3 separate regions of the Homo sapiens genome follow, and all the other regions are linked to region 2. The links are chromatin loops, found by intact Hi-C in ENCODE. Cell type or tissue: CD14-positive monocyte. All regions are shown on one strand. Region 1 has its middle 4.9 kb from the start of FOXI1. Region 2 has its middle 7.8 kb from the start of LINC01366. Region 3 has its middle 6.8 kb from the start of C5orf58.

Region 1 (8,000 bases), 240 kb before region 2:
GAAGAAACCAGTTCCAAAGCCAAATTTTCTCTCCAGAGGATTCTTGCCAGAGGTAGATTTTAGAAGGCAGAGTGCAGGTTAGGTGAAGAATAGAGGGATTGGCAGTAAAGGAAACCGTCCCCTTTGAGGGCGTGAGGCAGGGAGTTTAGTGTGGGCTTCTGTTCGCTGAGAGTCAGGACAGAGCACAGGAAAGGCAAGAGTTGAAACCCACCCAATACACAGAGCAGGTACTATTCTGGAAGACTTTAATCATGGTTTATCAAATATCATATGCTTAGAAGTTTATAATAATTAACCCATATAATAGTAAGGGTTAATAACTCAAACCCTTATAGTTAGCACATTTAACCATGTTGTTTTTCTTAGATTGCACTCTTTATGTTTCTGGTGAGAAAATCCTTGAGAGTTGCATACACAGTTATTTTATGACTGTTTATGAAATTGGGAAAAGTAGATTTTATGAAATGCATGCCCCTATGACAGACCTCCAAAATTCATTTTGATCTTTAAAAGTTTAAAATTAAAAATAGAAAGCATATTTGGTGTTAAATGTGTAGAAAATCTAACAGTAATTACAAAAAGTGCAAACCAATGAACATTTGGAAAAATCAATCGGCTTCTATGAATTGTCCCTGCTTGGCGTTCAACTTTGAGCACATTTACAAGTGAATAGGTGTGATTCCTATGATCTTGGGAACTGCCTACAGGGCTGGTCACACGGAAATCCACCCAGCTGGACATGGGGCAGCGCAGTCGACTGTGGTTCACAGAGATGGCCTCCCACGTCCAGTGAATAGAGACCCATGAGATAGCCACCACTGTGGTCCTGATTTCCACAGGACAAAGCAAAGTGAAGAGAACAGCACACAGCCGTTTCCCTCCCTCACAAATGAACTAAGAACTTAAAATTTGCTCCTAGCATTGTCCAAAGCCTGGGAGAAAATATTGCCTCTGCCCTCAGGGTTACTCCAGATCTAGTTGTGAAGTCAGGCAAGAAACTGATGATAGCAGCAAAATGAAACCCACTACAGGCCCGAAGGGTGTTCAGAGTAGGGAGGAAATGCGGAGAGTGGCCTGGAAACCAGGAGGAAGGCTTTTGGGGAAGTGGCGTTTCAGCAGGCATTGAAGATAAGCGAGAGTCCTCCAGGAAGCGGAGGGGGCAGGGCACTCCTGACAAAGGATGTCCTGCAAGGGGCCAGGCAGGGACCGGAGCACCAGGGAGAAGTTCACGCAGCCACGACCTGGGGGGTGCAGAGGGTGGATGGGAGACTGATAGGAGAGGTCCAGCTGGGTCTTAGTGCATAAGGGTCTGGAATGCCATGCGGAGAAGCTGGCACATTGACAGGCAGCACCTATGAGCACCTACTGTGTGCCAGACACTGTCATTAGCAAGCTACACTTAACACCTTCTGAAAGCTCACAACCACCCTCTGAAGTATAGACTGTCGTTCTTCCCAATTTATAGGTGAGGACACAGGCACAGAATGGGCACAGACACTTCTCCCAAGTCACACAGCTCGGAAGTGGTGGAACAGGGACTTCCCGCTGCAGGCTCTGAGGAGAAGGCAATCAAGCGGCATGTTTCCAAGGGATAACTCTGGGGACAGAACCTGGATCCCCATATCACTTGGTTTCTAAGCTGGCTATGCATTGGAGCCCCTGTCAGGCCTCACCTGGGCCTCACAAGTCAGAATCTTGGAGGCCTGGGTCCAGGAGAGTGTGTTTTAATAAGCTCCAAAGGCGGGGCCTGCTGGGCAGGTCCTTCAAAACCACTCAGCTCTGCCTCCCATTTGCCAGACAAAGAAACTGAGACCCAGAGGGGCACCACAGCCCACCAAAGCCTTCGTGAGTTGAGGACAAAGTAATGGTGCCCGGCCTAGAGACACTGTCCCCAGCCAGCATTCTTCACCCAGAGCGGGGAGAGGGAGGGGGAAGAGGGGAGGGAGGAGGAGCTCTTTATGGAGCAGACACCTTCTCTAGGTATAGGATGAAGGCCACTGGTGGTGTGGGAGGGGACCTTTAGGGCATGGAATCACAGCCACACACAACATTGAATCCCACTGTATTAGTTACTTATGGCTGCTGTAACAAATTACCACTAATTGAGTGGCTTAAAACAAGACAGATGTATTCTCTTACTGTTCTTGAGTTCAGAAGTTTAAAATAAGATGAGGTGAAAATCAAGGTGTTGGCAGGGCTTGCTGTTTCTGAAGGTTCTGGGAAGAATCTGTTTCCTTGGCTCTTCTGACTCCTAAAGGCTATAAGGCATTCAGCTTTCCTTGGCTTGTGGCCACATCACTCATCAGCTTTCTCTCTTACAGCTCATTGTCTGTCATTAAATCTCCCTCTGTTTCCCTCTAATAAGGAGAGTTATGATGACATTGGGCCCACTTGGATAATGCAGAATAACCTCTCCAACTGGTCATGGATTTAATCACTTCTGTAAAGTGTCTTTTACCTTGGAAGATGACCTATTGGCAGATTCTGGGGATTTGGACTGAAGTCTTTGGAGAGGGAGGGGCTCATTACTCTACCTACCACTCTCATGATCAGAACATCTCTTCTTTTCCAATTTTGTTTCAATCCTTTTGCCTTCTCCAAAAAGAAAGTCTCGGTTCTTGGTCAGAGTGTTTTGGCACCTTGCTAATACTTGCTGACCTCATGTTTGAGCAGAGTGAGCACACTCAGGCCAGAGCCTTCAGCAGACAACTGATGCCACCTCAGTGTCCTCATCTATGAAATGGGGACAATTACAATCCGGGCCTCCTAGGGTTGCTGTGGGGGCTGAATGAGATAACACAGGTAAGGTACTCAGGCTGTGCCCGTGACACTGTAAGCACTAAATAAATACTAACTTCTTATTTTATTTATAGCAAGTGATCCTGACGACTGATGATCCATTTCCAGAACTTATAAGGAATCTATCTTTAAAACAATTTCACTAAGTAAAAATCAGAAACAGAGCAAGAAAGCCCATGAGAACTTTTAAGTATGGTACACCAAAACTTCAGGTACCACACAGAGATGGCAAACACCACAAGCAAAGGGAGCCTCAGCTTGTGTGGCTGTCACTGTCTCCTGAACACCAGCCCAGAACTGGTACTGGGAAGACAGCCTGGTATTTGCTGAATAAATGAAGGAATGAATTACAGCCGTGCATGGTTTCAGAAGCATTTCCTATAGTACCTCATCCAGTCCCTGCAGCAGCTGTTTTCCATAAGCGCAAACAGACTCAGAGATTAAACATCAAGGCACTCAGAAAATACAGCTGGAGGAGTCTGATTCTGACTCAGGTCAGTCTGCCTGCTGCTGGGCTGCCTTCTAAGACACCTTTCCCCATTCCCAACCCAGCTCTCACTATTCCCACTGCAGCAGGAGTAAGGTCTTTTTCTCTAAGCGACTGTTTCTCCCGGGAACCTGACACTGAAATCTCTCTGTCTCCTGTCCTTAAAGGAACCGAGAGAAGACTCTTGCCTGCCCTGAAATTTCACCCAAGCCCTGCAATCTACTTCCCGCTTTTAAAGAGACGGCCGCCAGAGGGGGGTATTGATCTACATTTCTTCAGACAAGCACATCAGAAGCCAAAAAGCCGCAGAGCACCAAGACCACCTTCAGCCTGGCTAATGCCTCAGCCAGCCAGACTTCCACAAAGCCCATGCTCAGCATGAAGAAGCCATCCCCATGTCAGCCCCAAATACCCCAAGACATGACTCTCGTGAACCCTGTTGCCCAGGCAGGACAGACGAGGGCTCATTGCCGCTCACAGAGAGCCATCATAGATAGTAGGTAGTACTGCAATTTTTATCCCCATTTTACAGGTTAGGAACCTGGTGCAGAGAGTTAAGCTAGAGGCCAACTGGTCCCTAATCCCCTGATTCCCCGCCTCAGACAACTTTGTACTGTGCTAGGCTCCTGGGAATCCTGGAACTTAGAAACTATTTGTGTATTATGTGGAGAGGGGGGAAAGAATCCATGAAGCCAAGCCTCTAATCAAATGTGAATTTGGGGGAGGTATGTAGGGTCCAAGAGCTGGGGATGTTGTAGCCCCAGCTGGTGAACCACCAGCATCTCCCATCACCTCGGACTCCCGAGTCCCTAATGAGAGCTAACTGTATTGAGCAGGTACGATACTGTACAGTAAAGCCTGACATGAAGCGCCCAGAGCAGCACCAGGAAGTACTTGGTTTTACCGATGAGAAAACTAAGGTCCAAAACAAATGGTTGCTGTCTAAGGTATGACAGTGCCTAAGGAGTAGAGACAGGGTCGAGACCCAGAAAGTTTGGTTCCAGGGCCGGAGCTCCTTGCTCCTGGCACTGCCTGCGTGATACAGTTCCAGCCACAGTGGAGCAGCAGCCAGGCTGGCTCCCACCTGCCTCCTTCATCTCGGTGGCTGGTCATCCTCTCTGTACCTGCTTCCTCAAAGTTCAACAGGGAAACTGAATCCTTACCACACTGTGGTCCTACATGAGTTCATGTTTGTGAAAATGCACATCACCTCCTACCAGACAGGTGAACTGAGATCTGACTTCTAAAAGAGTATGATTCTCCACCCTTGAAAGTCAAGGCCAGAAGTGGCAGTGCTGGTTGATCACAGTCAGGCTGGGGGCCTGTGTACAGTTACCCTTTCTGCAGGACTTGAGTCAGCATTGGCTTCTGGACCCAGCAATATCCACAGCTGACTGCTGGGACATGTCCTCGGGGGCATGGCTCCCAGATGGCAGGATTTTCCCAAGGGGAAAGCAAATGGTTGAACGTTGCTTGGAGGAGGCTATGATGCCAGGCCTCCTGCCCAGAACCCTCTCCCGTGTCAATATCTGGCCTCAGGTACCCTTGCATTCATCATCATCCTCATGATCTGCAGCTTTTGCAGATCATGGGCTCCACATTTTACTTACACATTTATATTACTTTTTCCTTCCAAATCCACATGAGACGGATTCTAGTTTCATCCTCACTTTATTGATAAACAAACGGAGGCCTTGTAAGATTAAGAAACTTGGCCAAGATCACAAGGCTACCAAAGAGCGAAGCTGGGATTTGAACCCAGTTCTATGCAATCCTCAGGCCCACGTGTTCCATGTTTTACTGCTTTGTCCCAAATGTCACAATTTGGGGTTCAGAATATACAGAATATATGGTCTTTCATGTCCAAGAAGGCCTCCCTCTGGACTGTAGTATGCAAACTGCATCCCAAGCATTCCCTAGGCAGGCTCAGGCCCTCACACACCCAACTCTTACTCTTATTTTTTATTTATTATTCTATTATTATTTCCCTGAAGCTGGGCAGAGCGCATCTTCTCAGGTTTGAATTTTCACTTCTAGAAATTTCAAAAAGTTTAAAATAATTTCATTCACAAAATGACCCTAGTTGTTAGAGACATTTGATTCTTTTCCCGGAGGCCCTAGGATGGTCAAGGCGGGCTGCAGGACCATAACTCTCAAACCTCACTGCGGGGTGGGAACAGCTAGCTCCTGTTGTCCACCCCAAGGGCTATAGCCAGTGTTCCTACAAATCTGGAATGAAGGGTCCTCTGGGATGCTTTGGACACCCTGGCCCGAAGGTTTAACCTTGTGACCAAGTGCAGAGAAGCTGTGATCCCCAGCTACTGGGCTCTGGGTGCCAGAGGCTCCCGGTGAATAAGGCCTCCTAAGACAGGCCAGGCTTTCTCTGATCTACTGGGGGAAAGGAACTAGGGTCCACATGCAGCTAGGGAGACCCAGTTCAGCATTCCTCAGAAAATGCCGCTAAAGCAGGAGACGCCAAAGTGGGGCAGAGTGGGTCCTGACCCAGCCATGAACTTGTGTGACTCTGGGCCCTCTCTGATTGTCATCTGTAAATGTAGAGTCTGGTTATAGAATCGGTGTCTACGCTGAATATTTCTCCCTCTGTTTTTGCATCATAATCCCTGTCACATCCCTGCTGCATGCTGCATGCGATTAACTCTCAGTGTAGCAAACATAGGTGTGCTTGATTGTACACAGCAAATGTATACTGACTATAATCTATAATAACTAATATTTATTGAGTGAGCCTGTATGTGCCATGTGAAATGATTGACATTGATTACACTGACTACCTCACTGAATGCTCACTGCAACTTCGTGAGTTAAGTACTGGCATCGTTCCCTTTTTCACCAGAAAACACTGAGGCTGAGAAAAGCTAGATCACTTGTCAGGGCCTGCAGTGATCCCAAGGTTGGGATTTGCAATACCAAGGTTGGGATTTGCAGCCAGGTCCTCCTGATCTCAGAGCCTGTGTTTGCTACGTCTCTGCTATATTATCTGTTTTTAGCCTTTCAAATTTAACCCCAAAAGCAAGTCACCTGTGTGCTTGCCTTTCTCTAATCATTTAAATCAGAAACTACGGAAAAACAACAACAAAAATTGCATCCAATTCTTCATCCAGAAATAATAATTGGCAGTTTGATATTTATGTTTCTAGATTTCATATACAATTATAAATACATATTTGTACTAAAAAAAAATCTCATGGCATTTTGCAACCTGTTTCTCCAAATAATATCATGAGAACATAAACATCTTTTCATATCATTAGTTATTTTTCCAGAATCTATTTTTCATAGTTGCATAATATTACATCATTTGGATGATACACTATTTAGCCAATCCCCTACTGTTGGGCATTTAGATTAGTTACAATTTTTCACCGCTATAAACAATGCTGTGGTGGGCATCCCTGTGGCTAATTCTTTGCTCTGTTGAATTTTGTAAGATAAGCTTTGAGAAGTGAAATTGCTAGGTTAATTGTAAGGCTTTGAGTCTGTACTAGGGGACTCCAATGTGACTGCTCTTTGAAAAGTCAGGGCTCCACCTTCAGCAAGCCAGGCCTCCTCATAGAGAAACTGTACCAAACAAAAATTCTGCCTCTGGCTTGGCTCTGCAAAGTGTGCCTTACTCTAAGCCTCATCTGGACAGCCAGAGCCTTTCAGAGAGTCACATTTCATCACTGTTTTATGGTGGGGACAGGTTCCTCTGGGCCTAACATGACCACTCCTACCCAGTTACCTGGAACTCATCCTCTGGGCACCAATATGCTGAAAATGAAGTTTATTCAGTCTCATTCATGTTTGCCACATGTGTCCCCACATAACCATGAAAGAGGAGCAGAGAGGGGAAGAATTCTTTGGGGAGCATCCTCTCCAGTTGGGACAGTCAGTGACCTCTTTCTCTTGCCTCAAAGAAAGTAGGGCATGCAGGAAGTGGGAGGAAGCTGGATGGGAAGAAGAAGGAGGCAAGCGGGAGCGAGGTGGTGACCAGAGGGGCTGACCCCAACTTTTCTCCCATCTGCTTCATCACAGAGAGAAGTCTCAGCTGCTACCAGAACCTGGTCAGGGGCCAGCGCCTACCCTCTGAGTAGGGAGACCACCACCCATGGCCCAAGCTGAGGGCCTGACCTGGGGCACCAGGGGAGGCTGGGACAAGATGGAGGATGGAGCCCAGATAGGAGAGGAGCTGGCTGAGCCACAGGGAGAAGCCAGCAGGGGCTGCAGCTCCTGCTTCTGGAGCCTGAGGGAGAGAGAGAGAGGACGCCTGGGGCATGGTGAGTCGGGCGCTCTCCTCGTGCCCTGGCTGCCTCCATGCCAGGGGCCTCTGCGAGCTGAAACATGAAAGGTCTTTGGATCAGAGAGGAGCTGGGAGCCTGCTTGCCCTGCAGCTGGAAAGAAACTTGAATTGTTCAAGTTCTCTCACTTTTCCCTGAAGACTGATTCCCCATTTTCCCCTTTTGCTATTATTTTTAAGAGCCTTGCTGCTCTCCAGGCAAATTCTCAGGTTCTCTGCCCGTCTGCAGCATGTATGCATATGCGTGTGTGTGTGCGTGCGTGTGTGCGCGTGCGTGCGTGGGCGTGTGCGCGTGTGTGGGCGTGCGCGTGTGCGTGTGCGCGTGTGTGCGTGTGCGCGTACGCGTGTGTGCGTGTATGTGTGTGTTGGGGGAGGCTGCGGTGCCTATGACTGGTTGCCCCCTTGAACCCCACCAGA
Region 2 (8,000 bases):
TCTTCATTAGGCTGGGTGTGGTGGCTCATGCCTGTAATTGCAGCACTCTGGGAGGCTGAGGGTGGCAGATCATCTGAGGTCAGGAGTTCGACACCAGACAGGCCAACATGGTGAAACCCTGTCTCTACTAAAAATACAAAAATTAGCCAGGCATGGTGGCACGCGTCTGTAATCCCAGCTACTCTAGAGGCTGAAGCAGGAGAATCGCTTGAACCCAGGAGGCGGAGGTTGCAGTGAGCCAAGACTGTGCCATTGCACTCCAGCCTGGGTGACAGAGTGAGACTCTGTCTCCAAAAATAAAAAATAAAAAAAAAAGGTTTTTTTAAATTATACTTTATTTTTAGGGATTTTTCTTTATCTACCACTTGCTAAAAGGGCCCCAGCAGCAGGTGACTGGCAACAGAAGAAGGTTCCAGAAAAATGAGAGTCACTTCACTGGGCCTTTGTCCTTGACCTGAAGGATTTCTTGTACCTTGTGCACTTTTCTGGGGTGCAGGATGGTTGAGAGGTGCAGTGGTCAAGGCACTTGATGCTTGTCCTGGAGACTGAGGTTATGGGTTGATCTGTCTGGGTGCCACTCAGAATCCTGAAACCTGGATCTGCCACTTACAAGATGTGTGTCTAAATCAGGTTTCTTCTCTCTGAGCCTTGGTTTTCCCATCTGGAACATGGACATACCAATATCTCACAATGTTATTATAAGACTCACTCATATCAATATGCTATTAAGTAACACAACTAGCAATGGCAACTGCTCATAACTCACATGTATTGAACAGTGCACTGGGTCCTCATTTTACATTTGTGATCCCGGTGGGTCCTCACGTCTTCCCCACCAGGTGAGGACCACAAACAGCCTCACGTTTTAAATGATGCTTAGAAAAGCCAAGACAAAACTTAATACTGCCAGAGTGACTCCAAAGCCTTTTCGCTTTAGCAACCATATAGGTGCCCAAAACAGTTTTGCTTCATCTCCTTCTCCCACCTGTTGATGTTTTTGTTTTCCATTTCCATAGACCTGTTCCCTGCAGAGGGAGCCCAGCCCTACATGTGGGGATGAGGGTGTCAAGAGTTCCCGCACCCAAGTCCTGACTCTCTCGGCCAATAGTTGGCCGAGGAACCTTGGGTGAAGTCACTTCATCTCTTTGAGGCCTCTGTTTCCTCTTCTCTAAAATACAGAGGATGTTGTGGGTCCTACCTGCTCAGAGAGCATGTTTTGAGGACCCAGCGTAGGAGGGCAATCTTATTAGTCCAGGGAGAAGCCACAGCGAAGAGGAAGGGCAGGATTCTCTTCCTCTCTCCCGGCCCTACCAGACTTGCCTTGACCTGTGCATCCCGGGCACATGAGGGAGAATACAGGCCCAAGCCAGGTGTGACTACATCCAGATGTTAGTGGGGAAGGAAAAGAGACAAAAACCTGGAATTTATTCAGGTCTGGGACCTAGACCTCTGCTCCATTGGGAAAGCAGTCAGATTTTAGGATAAAAGAGAGAGGCTTAGAGCTCAGTCACATGGGGCTTCAAGTCCCCATAGTGTGGCCTGGGGCAAGTCACTGTCATTCTGGGCCTTAGTGTCCTCTTCTATAAAATGGGAATAAAACTAGCGCTTACCTCCAAGTGTAGATGTGGTAAAATCAGGTTTAGAGAGTACCTGGCCCAGGCTCTGGCACAGAGTAAATGCTCATCCATGTTGCTGGTGCTCCTGTACCCTTGCCAAGAGTCAAGGGGCTGTGCTCTCTGACTTAACCACCCCTCCTCACTAGGGGACCTCACCTCATAACCGCTGCCCACAGCTGACTCTGAGCACCATTTGCAGGGTGCAAGAAACAGCATTTGACAAACGAAGGCTCTGTGCTGCTCACGGATTTCCCATTTAAATGTACTGATCCCTAATTATAATCTCAGCAAGAAAGAAATGACTGAGGACCAGCAGGGGTTGTTGAGGAGCAATTACTTGGCAATTTTCTTTTTTTCCAGTGGAAGGGAAGGGAGGTAGAGAAGGGAGGACGCAGGGAGGAGCTCAGAGTCTCCACTCCTTCCCTTTTTCCAGGCTTCGTGTTCTCTGCAGGGTTGGCTGCTGCCTCAGAGCCAACTCAGCACTCTCCTTAGAGGGCAGACCACGGGGGTGGTCCCCTAATGCCGGAAGGCAGGAGGAATGGGGAATCAGCCATGGATGGGAGACTGACGTTTCTTTGGCATTTTCCTATTTCTTGAAAAGCCAAAACAGGGCTGGCTGTCCCCTCTCTTCCCAGTAAACAGATCACCCTAGGGTAAGTGCCTATGTGGTAGATCTTTAGTTTTTGCTTTTGTTTTTTAATTTCCAAAGATAGGAGGGGTACTTGCGTCAGAATGGCCCAGGGTGCTCGTTAAAGATGCAAGTCACTGTCTCTCTGAGCCTTAGTTTCCTCTTCTGTAAAATGGAAAAGGAGGGGCACCGGTATTTGTACTTGACCAGAGAACTGGATGCTACTGAGGGCTCTGCAGGCTGAGAGCCCCCAATGTGGACTGCACAACCTTTGACCCCATTCTGCTTCTACACCACAGCGTATCAGACAGCTGACCATTGATCATTGGATCCTTGGGCAACTCACCTCTTGGGTGCTTGGGATCAAAGATGCCAAAAGCAATTGTCAGATACAGAAAGGGTATTTGGAGGTTTGCCTTGTTCTCTGCATGAGACAACCAAAACAGTGCATTGTCATTTGCAGAGTATCAGATCCAAGAGGACTCTACTAAGCAAGCAGTTTCTGAGCGTAAAAGCAAAGCTGCAGAGTCAGATGGCCTGGGCTTAAGAATCGGGTTCCACGGCCACTTACCAGCAAAAGGACTTGGAACTCGTCACTGAACTTCGCTGTGCCTCAGTGTCCTCAACTGTAAAAATAAGATGATAATAGAACCGCACTCCTGGAAGGATTATATGAGATTATATGCACAGGTTCTCTCACTCTCACCCTGACGCAGATGAATTCCTAATGAGATTTTAGTTGTTATTATTGAGGCTTACTTCTAACTAAATGCCGTGCTGGATGCCTTAGCTGATTCTGTCATGTAATCCTCATCACCACCATGTCTAGTAAGTATATTTTTGTCCCATTTTACAGAGGAAAGAATTGAGACTCAAAGAGATGAGGTAACTGGTCCAAGGTTAAAGAAGCAGTAAGGATCGGAGCCATTAGTTTACTCATAAAATATTTAATGCTCTCGGTGTGCCAGGTGCTATTCTAGGCATTGAGGGTTTTGTGGTACACAAGATAGACAATGTTTCTGGTCTTATGACAATCACATCCAGTTGGGGGAGATTAGGTCTCAGCACCACTCATACTGCCTCCTTGAGGGGTGATCGTTCTTATCATTGTTCTTGAGCACATGGCTGGGCAGAAGGAATCCAGCAGAGGGTTGGAGGCCGGAATAGTATGAAGTGTCCAGAAATAAATCCTGGTTATCCAGAGAGGGGGATATTTCTTATGGTGACCTTGGCCCAGTTGAATGCCCTCTGCCTCTCCCCACTCCCATCCCTGTGTCTGGGTCTCTGGTCTCTGTACTTAGCAGAACTTGCTGAGAAGAACTCTGAACCTGGGGATGGGGGAGCAGGTTGAGGGTGGGATATAGACCATCAGGTTCCGAGTGAGGCTTGCAGAGCTTGCAAACTATGAGTAGAAACAACACTCATTTTATAGTCAAATCTAGCCTTTGCTGCCTGTGACTCCTGAAAACATTTCCCAAAATTCACTGAGACCTCCCATCACTGGGAGGGAGAGCTGCCTCTGCCAAGCCCCCTGACCCACATCCTCTCTGGGGCAGAAGGGAAACCTCACCTGGCCAGGTGGGCTGATGGTAGAAGTGGGAGCTTGAGCTCCCTCTAGTGAGGCAGTGGGGGCAGCACAGAAAACACCTCCAACCTAGGCACAGGGTGACCTCTGCAGGACTTTCTCCCCATCAAGAAAGAGGAAGTGGCATTGAGTGAGTCCTGGTCAAAAATAGTCCATTTCTGTGGGTCCCAAGGGCAGTCCCGGCTCCCCAGCAGAGATCTTTTGAAATGCTCACTCTTCTGAGGTCCTTGGCTCTGAACCCAAAATTCCCCCATCTGTACACATGCAGATCTCTGGGGTCTGGGCGCATGTGATCCCCCGCAGACCTCCCTGCTGGAGGTAGCCTCCTTCCCATCCTTTCTCTGCCAGACCAAGCACACACTCTGCTCCCCTTGCTGGGCCTTGGGTTGGGTTTGTCCCAGCTCCTGCCCTGGTTGGGGGTGAGGGGTAGGTCATGACAGAGATGGAGCCCCATTTTCAGACTTAGCTTAGCCTCCTGGAAATCACCCTAAAGTATTTTTGGAGCTATTTAGCATCCTAAAGATCAGAAAACTATTGCAACCAGATGCTTGAGCTCTGCTGAGTCAGCAAAGATGCCCACAGCAGTGGGGAGCAGACCCTGGCCTGTGTCACTGTGAGTGAGCAGTGTGACTTCTCAGGGCTGCAGTCTCCTTGTCGGAAAATGGAAACTAAAATTGCTGGGATTAAAAGGGAGGAAAATATGGGAAAGCACTTTGGACAGTATAGTGTGCAAGTTGATGTTAGTATCTATTATTTTTAAAATCCGGAAGTCAGCTAAGATGCCTTATCCTATAAAACTCAAGTGGATTTTGCCAGAATGTCCTCACACCAAATAGTGGACCCCTTCTTTTGCTGATTTATCTGCTATTGTATAGGTGTATGTGTGTGTGGGTGTGTGTGTGTGTGTGTGTGTTAAGGCAGGTGGTAGTATGTGTAGGGTAGGGTTTCCCCAGTCACCTGGAGCCCTGAGTGCCTGCTTCCCTAAACTAGGCCAGTTTAGCTGACTGGCTTCCTTTGTGTATTGGTCCATTCTGCATCAAAAGCATCTGAATTTTCATTCAATCTCTCTTCTGAATTTTCACTTTTAAAAACCTGACCAGTCCCTTGTGTGTAACTGACTTCACAGGAGGTCTGAGGAGACAAAGGGGGTTGCTTCGTAGCCACACAAACAACTTCAAGTCAAATAATAGACCTGCAAATTGCTAAAAAGCCCTTTGGCTCTTTTCAATAACTGGAGGCCAGCCTCCCTCTCCTCTTTCTAAGCCCTCTTCATCTTTCTGTGTCCTCCGACAGCTGTTGTTTATCAAGGTGACCAGCATGATCCATCCCTCAACAAACAAAATTCCTTCCAGAAGAGGAAGGCAGGTGCCAGCTGTTGAGATAGTAATTTCTTTGTCCTGACAACATTTTTGTTTATCTCCGGACCTTCCATCCATATGGGTAAGAGACAGGAAAGAGCGAGAACTGGAAGGGACAGACACCACTGCAGAGGGTCCCGTGGGGGGCTTTAGAGAGGGGCTCCAATGCCTCTCATTGTTCTACCTCCCAGCCATTTTGTTGTTGTTGTTTTGAGACAGAGTTTTTGCTCTGTTGCTTAGGCTGGAGTACAGTAGCACGATCGCGGCTCACTGCCACCTCTGCCTCCTGGGTTCAAGTGATTCTCCTGCCTCAGCTTCCCAAGTAACTGGGATTACAGGCACCCACCACCATGCCCGGCTAATTTTTGTATTTTTAGTAGAGACAGGGTTTCACCATGTTGGCCAGGCTAGTCTCAAACTCTTGACCTCAGGTGATCCATCCGCCTCTGCCTCCCAAAGTGCTAGGATTACAGGCGTGAGCCACCACACCCGGCCCCTCGCAGCCATTTTGAAGGCCTGAGCTCCCTGATGGAAGGCATGGAGCCAAGCTCAAGCATTTTTCCACTGACATGGCAGGATCTTAATAGAGGTTTGTCCTGTGATTAAGTCCTTTATTGACGCTTTGGAGACACACAACCCATACCCTTCCCAACCTGAGCTGAAGCCACAGATGCAAAGGAGCCTGGGAACTCCTCAAGTCCACTTGTGTCCAGTCCTCTGCCCTCCTGCAGGGAAGCTCTGTAGTCCAAGGACATCCAACTCCCAGACTCACTTCCAGGGACAGAGATACGAGGATCTTGGGAGTAGAGCTGTGGGCAAGAATGCCAGACTCCTGGTGATTCTGGGATATAACCCCTTGGAGGGGATTGTCACGGGTCTGTGTTCCTTCATGCCTCTAGTAGGATTCATGATCATCTTTATGACAATAGTGACAATAATGACAGCTACCATGGTCCAAGCCCTTATTACATGGTGGGTCCTTACACACATTTCTCATTAACTACATCATATGATGTAGGTAACTTTAGTATTCCCATTTTACAGATGGGGAAACTGAGGCTTATGAGGTTCAGTTTGTGTAAAATCACATAGCTGGAAGGTATGGAAACTGGGCTCTTCACCACCACAAGGCACCGCCTCTCACTCAGTATGCCACTGCATGCCCATGCAACAATTTACGATTAGGAATGAAATTCTCATACAGTCATGCATCACTTAACAGCAGGGATGCGTTCTCAGAAATGTGTCCTTAGGTGAATCCACTGTTGTGTGAACATCACAGAGTGCACGTATGCACACCTAGATGGCATATTCGACAACACACCTGGGCTCTCTGGTACAGCCTGTTGCTCCTGCGCTACAAACCTGCACAGCATGGGACTGTCCTGAATACTGCAGATGGCTGTAACACAACGGTGAGTATTCGTCTATCTAAACACAGCCAAACATAGAGAAGGTAGAGTGAAAATACAGTAGTATAGTCTTATTGCACCACCTTCGGATATGAGGTCAAGTGTTGACTGAAATGTCATTATATGGTGGGAGACCGTACATTACTTCATTTACACTTCACCTGGATATATACAACCTGGAAGCTCTTTTTCCAACCATATCACAGACAAAGAAATTGAGGCTTGTACAGGTGAAGGGGCCTGCCTTTCCTTTGCTCACAGGAATGTGAGGATGATACAAAAGTGAAGGATATTGGCATTCTTCAGGCAGGGAGATAACCTGGACAGGGGTGGTGCAGCAGGCATGTGCATAAAAGGAGCAAGAGAAGCCTTCTCTGTCGTGAGCAAGCTTGCAGGCCAGATGGAGAAAAATGAAGTAAAGTCACCCCAAAGCCTGGATTCTCATCTGGAGTGCCTCTTGCCTCTTGCCCTTCCCAGAACGCTCCAGCTTGGCACTGGGCTGGAATTCCACTAAGAATTGAGTTGATTTCGTCATCTGAGGCCCTGGGCACAATGACAAGGGTGGTTTTCTCGGATCTGCAGTGAGCATTACACCAGAGTGTGGGAAACAGTGCCTACTCAGGGACCCCACTCTGGGACCCAGGGCAAACTTGCCATCGTCTCCAGTCAGCTCATTAGCCGCCCAGGACTCTGCCAGCCCATCCAGGCAGTGATGTAATTACCAAAATGGAGATGAATATTTAAAGGGACTCTTACTTAACCGATATACTTCCTCTCCAAGTTCCCTCCTTCACCGGCTCTGGATGAATTTCTGGAGGGATTGCTCTGACATAGGCCCAGAGCTACCTGTGGTTTGACCTCATCATGAGGCCTTTCTTCACCCTTTCTTGGTGGCTTGCCTTGAGGGTGTTAGGAGATGGTCCATTGTCTGACTGTGAACAGCAGGGCAGCTCTTATATTCTCCATCAATGGATCTCTGGGGACAAGACCCAGATGGGTGGGGGGACAGGGGAAGGAAACATAAAAGCCAAAGGGACTGGATACCTGTAACTAATTACCCCTTTACTGTTTCTGTCACCAGACCTTAGTGCCACAAAGGATTGGGGGTCATTTGTGACAATGTATGTTGTAAAATGTAAAATGCAAGTGACCACAAATCTGAAAGCAGTATAGAGCTTTGGTTAAAATAATGCAGGCTCTCCACTGGCATTATTATTGTTGTTAGGAGAGTCTGGTGCTCTGTTCAAGGGCTTTTCTGTGCTATGGATTATCTCTGTTTAGCACAAAATATCTTGTGTCCCTGGAAACCCCTTAGTCCTGAGAAAACCAGGGCAGTTGGTCACCCCCCTGTTCAATGCAGGCATCAGTTCCACTAGGTAGGGGGTCTTAGCTGCATTTTAA
Region 3 (8,000 bases), 110 kb before region 2:
GCTTGTGACCCAACAAGGATGGGGCCTGGCCTTGGTGGAGGAATGGCCCTTGGGGGACTTGCAATACTGTGGCGGGCTCCTGGCATTTGCTGGCTTTGTGCTGGCTTTGACTATGGGAAAGCACCCCAAAGGTTAATGAGTGGCCTGGCCAGTTGGCACCTGGCTGACGTGAGAATTTGAATCCTGCTGCCCTTGGGATGGGGGAAGGGAGGGAGCCCCACCACTGCCCACTCTCCCATTTCACCCCCACTTGACCCTGCAGCACCTATGGAGCCACTAGGGAAATCAACATCCTGTTAGTTTGTGACAAGTGGGCCTAGGATAATGGAAAAGAACAGGCAGCAGTTAATACATGACATGAGGGTTTGCCCAGAGAGCTCATGGCTTTGGAAGAAAATAAGAGTTGAGAGACAGCCAGGATATCTATCTTTACATTGTGAATTTAGTAATTCATGAAGATCTTAAGACGCATTTCTCTAAAATGCTTTTTCCAGTGATCATTATAATTGTTTTGTGGTTGGGAATTGAGGGAGCAAGGGAATTTCAGGGGGAAAATAATCTAAGCAAAACTTTCAGCATGTATTTCTTGAGTTCCTTCCGAATACAATGTATTGATTTGAAGGAATTAATTCACAGTTGTGCAATCATAATATGACAAACTATGTTCATAAACAACATAGTACATATAATGGTTAAAAGCCACAGGTTTGGGATCAGACTTGCATCTGAAGCCAGTACTGCAATAGCCAGCTGTGTGATCTTCAGCCACTTGCTCGAGCTTATAGAAATAGGCAGTGCAGCTGGGATTTGAACCCATGCGTATATTATCCCAGAGGCCTGGATCCCTAAGTCAAACAGTTTTGGAATGGAAAGATTTGTGGCTTTCTGGGGTGTCCACAGTCTCCTCTCCTCCATCTATGTGATCTGTCTTGCACCAACTGCAGTTCTAGCCGGAGAGTGTTCTGCCTGCTGTCTCGTGCACCTGAGAACCTAGGCTTAGGGACACTTTTTGTGTTTAGGCTCTCCCATCTGTCTCCATTTCTAATTTTGTCAGAGCCATGAATTAAGCTGGAAACAGATCCAATTTATTAGTTCCATTCCTGCTCCATGATTGTGCCCAGAGGCTCGTAGACACACACTGTAAATCACAAAGAATAATAATAATAATAATAATAATAAAGAGCTCTCTGTTGAAAGCTGCCTTAGGGGACATCTGTCAGCTTGTTGAGGACCCCCAGAGAGCCAACTTCCTCTTTCCTCCTTCCAGAATAAACCACAAGAAGAGGAGTCAGTAAGTGAGGGAAACTTTAAGGTCAAGTGGAGACAAATTCCCAGCCCCATCCACTTTCTTGGCTAGCCATAAGCATTCTTATCCTTCTTTTCTACAAAAACAGGAAATTTATATATTAATGTGCCAAGCCCTTTGCACAGATCAAATGCAATCCTCCCAACAGCCCTATTAACTAAATACAGCTACTCAAATTATCCTCATTTTATGCATGAGGACACTGAAGAGTTACAGAGGATAAGTAACTCGAGGATGCACACCTCATTAATTGAGGAGCTAGGATTTAGATCCAGAGCCTCATGATTCTAAAGCCTGTTTTTTGTTTGTTTGTTTGTTTGTTTTGTTTTGGCCACACTAGGTTTCTAGAAACTTCCAGTTCCTTCTTAAAAGTCCTTTTTGGGCATTCCGGCCTAAATCCCAAAACTGTGGTCTGGGTACAAGAGAGAATTAGGCCAGTGAGAAAAATTTAAACCACCCTGCCCTCTAAATGTCTGTCTTCTTTCGGAGACTGGTGAAAGTTTCTCAATCACTCAGCAAGTAATCTCATTGTGAGCCAGGCACGGAACTAAGCACTTGCAGAACAGAGGCAAACTAGACACAACTGCAGGCCTCAACAAGCTCGGTCTAGTGGGAGAGGCAGATTGGAAAACAAACATGGCAAACCATTCGAGGTAGTCTCAAGAATGGAGGGGATAGATAACAAGATGTAGGGAGAGGAGTTTCTAAGCAAATGTCCTATGCAACCCTAGAAACAATATGGAGGAATAGAAGGCTGTGAGAGGAAAATAAGATCTCAGGGCCCCAAATTCACTGTGCCAAAGGGAAAGGGCTCATCCTGGAATCTGAGTCATGAACAAAACAAAAACAAAAACAAAAAACAAAAGCAAAAACAAAAAACAAAAAGACCTGCCTTTGCTTTTGTTTCTAAACTGATAGCTACAGATAGAAGGTTGCATGTCTCCACAGAAGGCCTTCCTCACCCTGACAATGTAAATCAACAGCTTATCTTCATGGGTATGGGACAAGAGGAGACTAGAAATTGTCCCCACTCCCCATCCCAAGACAAATGTGCATTTGATTGACTGCTTCCTCTACTCCATGTTTACTTTATCTTATGTAAAGTGCAGATTTACTGAGCATGAGACAAACATATAATTGACTATTTCCTCTACCCCCTCCTTTTCACTACAACGTGTGGAATGTGACCATATCCTCCCTTTATTTTCTCTTTCCCCTTTCTCATCCTACCCATTTTCCCCTTTAAATATCAAAGCCCTCAAAATTCTCTTTGGAAGAAATAGGGCCACAGATCCGACTGTGGCTTGTGTCTCTTTTTCCCCATTGTGTTCTCAACCTTGGCAAAATAAACCTCTGAACTGATTGAGATCTGTCTCAGATACTTTTTGGTTTATAAGGCATAAGGCCCAGCCATTTCCCAGCTGAGTAATCTGGAGTCCAACCCTGAGTCTTTCTGAGTCTCAATTTCCTCAGGCATACAATGGGAATATGAATTGTTTCCAAGGCTCTCACAATTAAATGAGATCATATAGGCCATGCTTAGCATCCCATTCTTCCATCACCAGGTGTCACCTATCACGGAGTCTGTGCTGATTCTACTTCTAAACATTTCTGTAATGTCATTTCCATCTCTTCTGCCAACATGTTAAACAAGGCCCCATCATCTTCCCCATGGATGACTGCAATACACTCCCAACTGGACTTCTCATATCTATTCTTTCCTCCTGTCCAATCTGTTCTCCATTGTGAAGCCAGGATCACCTTTTTAAACTCCAATTATGAGCATACCACCCACTACCTCCCATTCGTCACCTGCTTAACACCCTTCAGTGGCTTCCTACAGGCATCAGGAGAGAGAATGTAACCCTCTGCATAGCATGGTTGGCCCCTGCTCCCTCTCCAGCCTCATCTCACCCTGGGTTCCCCCTCACTCCCTGCATCCCCGCCTTGCTGACATTCTTTCAAGCTCTCCCATCTGCCAGGATGCCTCCTGACATGAGGGCCTGAAATATGCTGTTCCCTCTGCCTATCATGCTCGTTTCTCCTTCTCATCTCAGCCCAAATGTTCCCTTTCCAGGGAAGCCCTCCCTGAAAGCTGCCCCAGCCGTGTCACCGTCCCCACTGGGACATCCTTCCTTCCTTGATAGCTTCTAATTGAATCCTCACTTAATATGCATTTGTGTGATGTGTGGATTCCAGTCTGTCTCCTTCACCAGACCATGAGCTCCATGGCTCACCCCTACATGCCTCAAACTTAGCATGGTGTCTGATACACAACAGATGCTCAAGAAAGGTTTGTTGTATGAATATTAAATGCATGGCACTTGGGAAGTTTATAAAATTGTGACTTCCTTTTCCCTTGTCTAGGGCTTCTTATATATGAAAGTTAAAAAAAAGTGTGTTTTTGTTTGGTGGTTGTTTTAATGAAACATTATTTGTCAAAGTCTCCAACAGTGCAGATCCCTAAGATTTCCCTTTCTGCAAAAGATGGCCAGCAGAGGGCCCCATAGGAGCAATTACTGAAGTCAGGTCAGCGAAAACAGCAGCTGCTGAAAGATAGCCGATCCTGTGCCCAAATCTCTGGCAGTCCTTGAGCAGCTTGGAGAGAACATCACCATCATGGAACCCTGGCCCACTATGTCCAAAAACTGTTTGATCTGGCCTCAAGAAACAGGAGTTCATAAGGCAGGAGATCAGAGCCCTGCGTAGACGGTTTTAATGCAAATCCCTGCTTGTTTCTTGAGTTGCCAGTTTCACGCTTAAGAATTTGTAGTCAAGAGCTCGCACAGTTGGGTAGAATCACGCATGAGTGTTAGGGGAGATTTGCTTTCTTTGGGGGCCACTTTTCGTTTTCCAGTCAGTAGTTTTATTTCCATTTTAATTTTCCGAGCATCTGGCCCCCAGCAACAGCCTGTGGTTTGGAATTCATGGCTCTGTTGTGTGTTTACGCACTACACTTGCTTGTAATTGACAAATTTAAATTCTGGTCATATTTCATTTATTACCCAGACCCAGGGAAAAATCCTAGGCGAAAACCTAATTACAGCAAAAGTGCCACAAGGTAATTGCTGTGAAAGAACTCCTGCAGCAGCAGGGCTGAATATTTCATCCACCCATAAAATGATTATGCTGACAAGATTCTGAAAAATAATAAAATCTGTTTAATAAAAAAGAAGCAAAATATCAGTGTTTTTACACACAAAGTATTAAAACATTCTTCATTTTGGACAGATCCTAAGTCATTTGATTTTTATTCAAATGATGATCCACAGCTGAGATAGTTCTTTTATCAGAAACCGGGGTTGGGTAATCCCTCCCACATGAGGCTGTGTGGAAGCTTCCAGGCCTGCAATGGCCTTCTGGAACAGTACTGAATCGGCTTGCCACTGCTCTATTGGATCTCTGGTCTGTGCCACAGAATCAGAAAGCAGATGGAATGAAAGGAGAATGCCTTTAGTTTAGACTGCTGTCACTCCCCCACATTCTCCCTGGCCACCATGGGGGCTGTCTGTCCTTCTCTCAGAGGACCTAGAAGGCATGCAGGTGTGACTTCTGCCCTCAGAGCTTTGTTGAGTCCATCAGGGCATCTGGGGGTAATTTGCATCTGGGTGTCTCCAACTGTCCAGGATACCACTATAGCAGGGACCACTGCATTCATTCAGCTACTGAACAAGGTTGTATGGAGCATTTACCATGTGCCAGGAATTGTGTTAGACACAGCGTTGATAACAGTGAACTAGACCCTTGGTTCCTGCCCTTGACAGGAACTATATTACAGTGAAAGAGACAGGTCAAAACCAAAACAAAAAGTAAACAGAAACATAAATAAAGCATAACAAATTATATCAAGTACTGCATGGAAACACAGAAGGGGCTGGGAGAGAGGATGGGGCGATATCAGAGTAAGGCCTCTCTGAACCCTAAAGCAAAACAAGGAGCCAACATGGCAAGCTCAGAAGGAAACAGGTTCCAAACAACCGCTGGCCTGTGCCAGGCCTGAGAGGAGAGTGAGGGGAAGGGAGACTGGAGCTGTGGGGCCTTACGGACCAGGGTCAGGAGTGTAGTGTTTATTCCATTAAGGGAAACCCCTGGGAGGCTTTAAAGCAGGGGAAAGACACAATTCCATTTACATTTTAAAAAGCTCATCCCACTAGAGGCTGGAGCATATACAGTGGCTCTTAGGGACAAAGATGGTAGGTGGTGGGAGCAGACAGGAAGGACATTATTGTAACACAGGGCAGGACCAGGGCAGTGGGAGTAGAGGCAGGAGTACAGGGGGTTTTTGAGTATGGAAATTTACATATAAAAACATAAATATTTTACAAATCATCTAACATCTCAGATGTTAGCATTAGACTTTCCATTATGGTTGCAAGTGAAACTAGAGATCAAAAAATAAAATACAGCCAGGTGTGGTGGCTCACGCCTGTAATCCTAGCACTTTGGGAGGCTGAGGCAGGAGAATCACCTGAGGTCAGGAGTTTGAGACCAGCCTGGCCAACATGGTGAAACCCTGTCTCTACTAAAAATACAAAACTTAGGTGGGCGTGGTGGAGCATGCCTGTAATGCCAGCTACTCAGGAGGCTGAGGCAGAATTGCTTGAACACAGGAGGCTGAGGTTGCAGTGAGCCGAGATTGCACCACTGCACGCCAGCCTGGGCAACAGAGCAAGACTCTGTCTCAAATAAATAAATAAATAAATATAAAAATAAAACAAATTACTAGGAAATAGAAGAAACAAAGACCTAAATTAGAAAGAACTTGAAGCTGGGATGCCCATCTCCTTCTTCTCACTTTAGAGAATATAGACATTGAGTCTTCGTATCCTCGTAAGCTGCCAGCCAGTGTTTCTCAAACATGATCCAAAGACTTCCTAGGTTAAAATAGAAGGAGTCGGGAGGGCAGGGGATTACAAATGCAGATTCAGGGAGCCTCACCTTAGATTCACTAAAGCTGAGTCTTTGAGGTGGGCCCCAGAATCTGCATTTTCACAAGCTCCCTAAGTTGTGCACTGCAGAGTCTGAGACGCTGTGCTTTAAAGTGATTGATGTATCATGCTGAGAAATCACCTGACAGGGGTTAAAATTATGACTAGGCTAAATAAATAATCACGAAGAAATAAATCTCATTATCATTAATGTTAATAATCCTTGTAAACATTTTCGTAGATACGCTTCCAAATTTGCTCTTATGCACATATGCATTCTTTTTTTTCATAACAAAACGTGAGTACACCCTTATATTCTATAGGAATTGACTTCATGAACACAATACGTCTTTTGATAAAGACGCTCATTCTTCATTGCCTGGATGCTGATGAGGGCACAGTGTGGGGGTGTGGGGCAATGCCCAGAGGGAAATGACATCCACCAGGATCTATGTCTTTAATAATCAGAGGAGGTATTGTGGGGGAATGGATGCCTGACATGAGAGAATTAGAAACATATTTTATTTTGGAACAGACAGGTATTCTCTGATTGGTGGATCTCTGGAAATTAACACAAATTGTGTCATGAATATGCCTTGCCGGATGAAGGCATCTTCTAAAAAGCCAAGCACAAAGAGTTTTCAGACAAAAAGGCATAGCAAGCAACTGTCAAAACACAGTGCCATGTTGAATATTGTCAGCTTCCTTCCATCTGCTGTCTCAAAAACCTAGCTTCTCTCTTGCATTCCAGGGATGCTGACGGAGGAGGAGAGCCAGATTCTGGCACAGTAAGTTTATCTGTTTTATTATTTTGGACATCACGGTGGAAAACTTCAACATTCTCTTGGCTTTCGTATCTACTGAATCTACAAGGTTTCACACTGTTTGCTTTTCTTTCTTCAGGGTTGAAGTGTTTTGGGTAGAGAGTTGCCAGATTATCAAATAAAAATACAGGATTTCCCATTAAATTTGAATCTCAGATCAACAACGAATACATTTTGAGTATAAGTGGGGGCCATATAACATTCAGGACATACTTATACTAAAAAAAAAATCTGTTGTTTCTCTGGAACTCAAATTTAACTGGGTGTCCTATATTACATCTCATGACCCTGTTCAGAGGGAAATATTGATACAGAACTGTAATTTCTTAATTAGAAGTGAAAATGCTTCAGTTAACGTAGGAGCAATATGGATGTTCATTAATAACATCCTTCTATATTTCAGAAGTGTTTCTCCTAAAGAAAAAAAAATGACTCTGGATAATGTAACATCAGCTACTCGAAGAAGACAGTGGGCAGACACTGAAGCTTTTAGTTCACACCAGGGTAGCAGAAGTCAGCTTGCTTCTTGCTTCCTTTAAGTGATTGGCTTTGGTGAACGCAATAGTTGTTCGGGTACACAGGAATCTGCTTAATCTTTCAAATGCTGGTCATGCTCCCCAGGTAATGATCCAACACATGCTTATGTTGCTGCCTCCCAAATTAGTGCACACAGGGTTGTACAAAGTCAGGTTCAGGAGGGAGTTGATGCTCCAGCAGGGAGCTGGTCCCTAGACACAGAGGCCAGCACTCTTAATTGATAATGAACAGACAGGAGGAAAATGGGAACCCTGAGATCTAGTGGAAGAAGTAAGATAATTTACTCAATTTGTTTTCCTGGAAATGAAGACTTTATGTCAAGAATCTGTAATAAAATTAGCCGAGGTGCACACACTCAACTCCATAAAACGCTTGATCACCTTGCTGGTCTGCAGCACCTTTTTC

What was found. Hi-C counts contacts between places; a loop is a spot of excess contacts. Peaks named below come from ENCODE experiments on the same cell type or tissue, not always from the same donor. Only the 100,000 strongest peaks of a DNase experiment are listed, where the experiment ranks them.
Region 1: a loop joins it to region 2, with 4 times the contacts of the local background. A loop is called at or near these places in 12 of 110 quality-filtered maps.
Region 3: it touches region 2 in a loop (3.0-fold over the local background); 45 of 110 quality-filtered maps call a loop at or near these places.

What each region holds. Positions count from the first base shown.
Region 1 is chr5:170,097,009-170,105,008 of GRCh38, forward strand. No RefSeq gene overlaps it. Among named protein-coding and RNA genes, the nearest start is that of FOXI1, 4.9 kb to the right of the region's middle. In CD14-positive monocyte, CTCF peaks have their summits at 3,599 and 3,801; DNase peaks (open chromatin) are centred at 1,103 and 3,543; H3K4me3 peaks cover 703 bases.
Region 2 is chr5:170,335,194-170,343,193 of GRCh38, forward strand. No RefSeq gene overlaps it. Among named protein-coding and RNA genes, the nearest start is that of LINC01366, 7.8 kb to the left of the region's middle. RefSeq lists an enhancer at 4,026-4,235. In CD14-positive monocyte, CTCF peaks have their summits at 3,848 (motif pointing left) and 4,047; DNase peaks (open chromatin) are centred at 48, 2,368, 3,918, 7,338 and 1 weaker place; H3K4me3 peaks cover 1,630 bases; H3K27ac peaks cover 4,196 bases.
Region 3 is chr5:170,222,227-170,230,226 of GRCh38, forward strand. No RefSeq gene overlaps it. Among named protein-coding and RNA genes, the nearest start is that of C5orf58, 6.8 kb to the right of the region's middle. In CD14-positive monocyte, CTCF peaks have their summits at 3,780 (motif pointing right) and 3,983; a DNase peak (open chromatin) is centred at 3,835.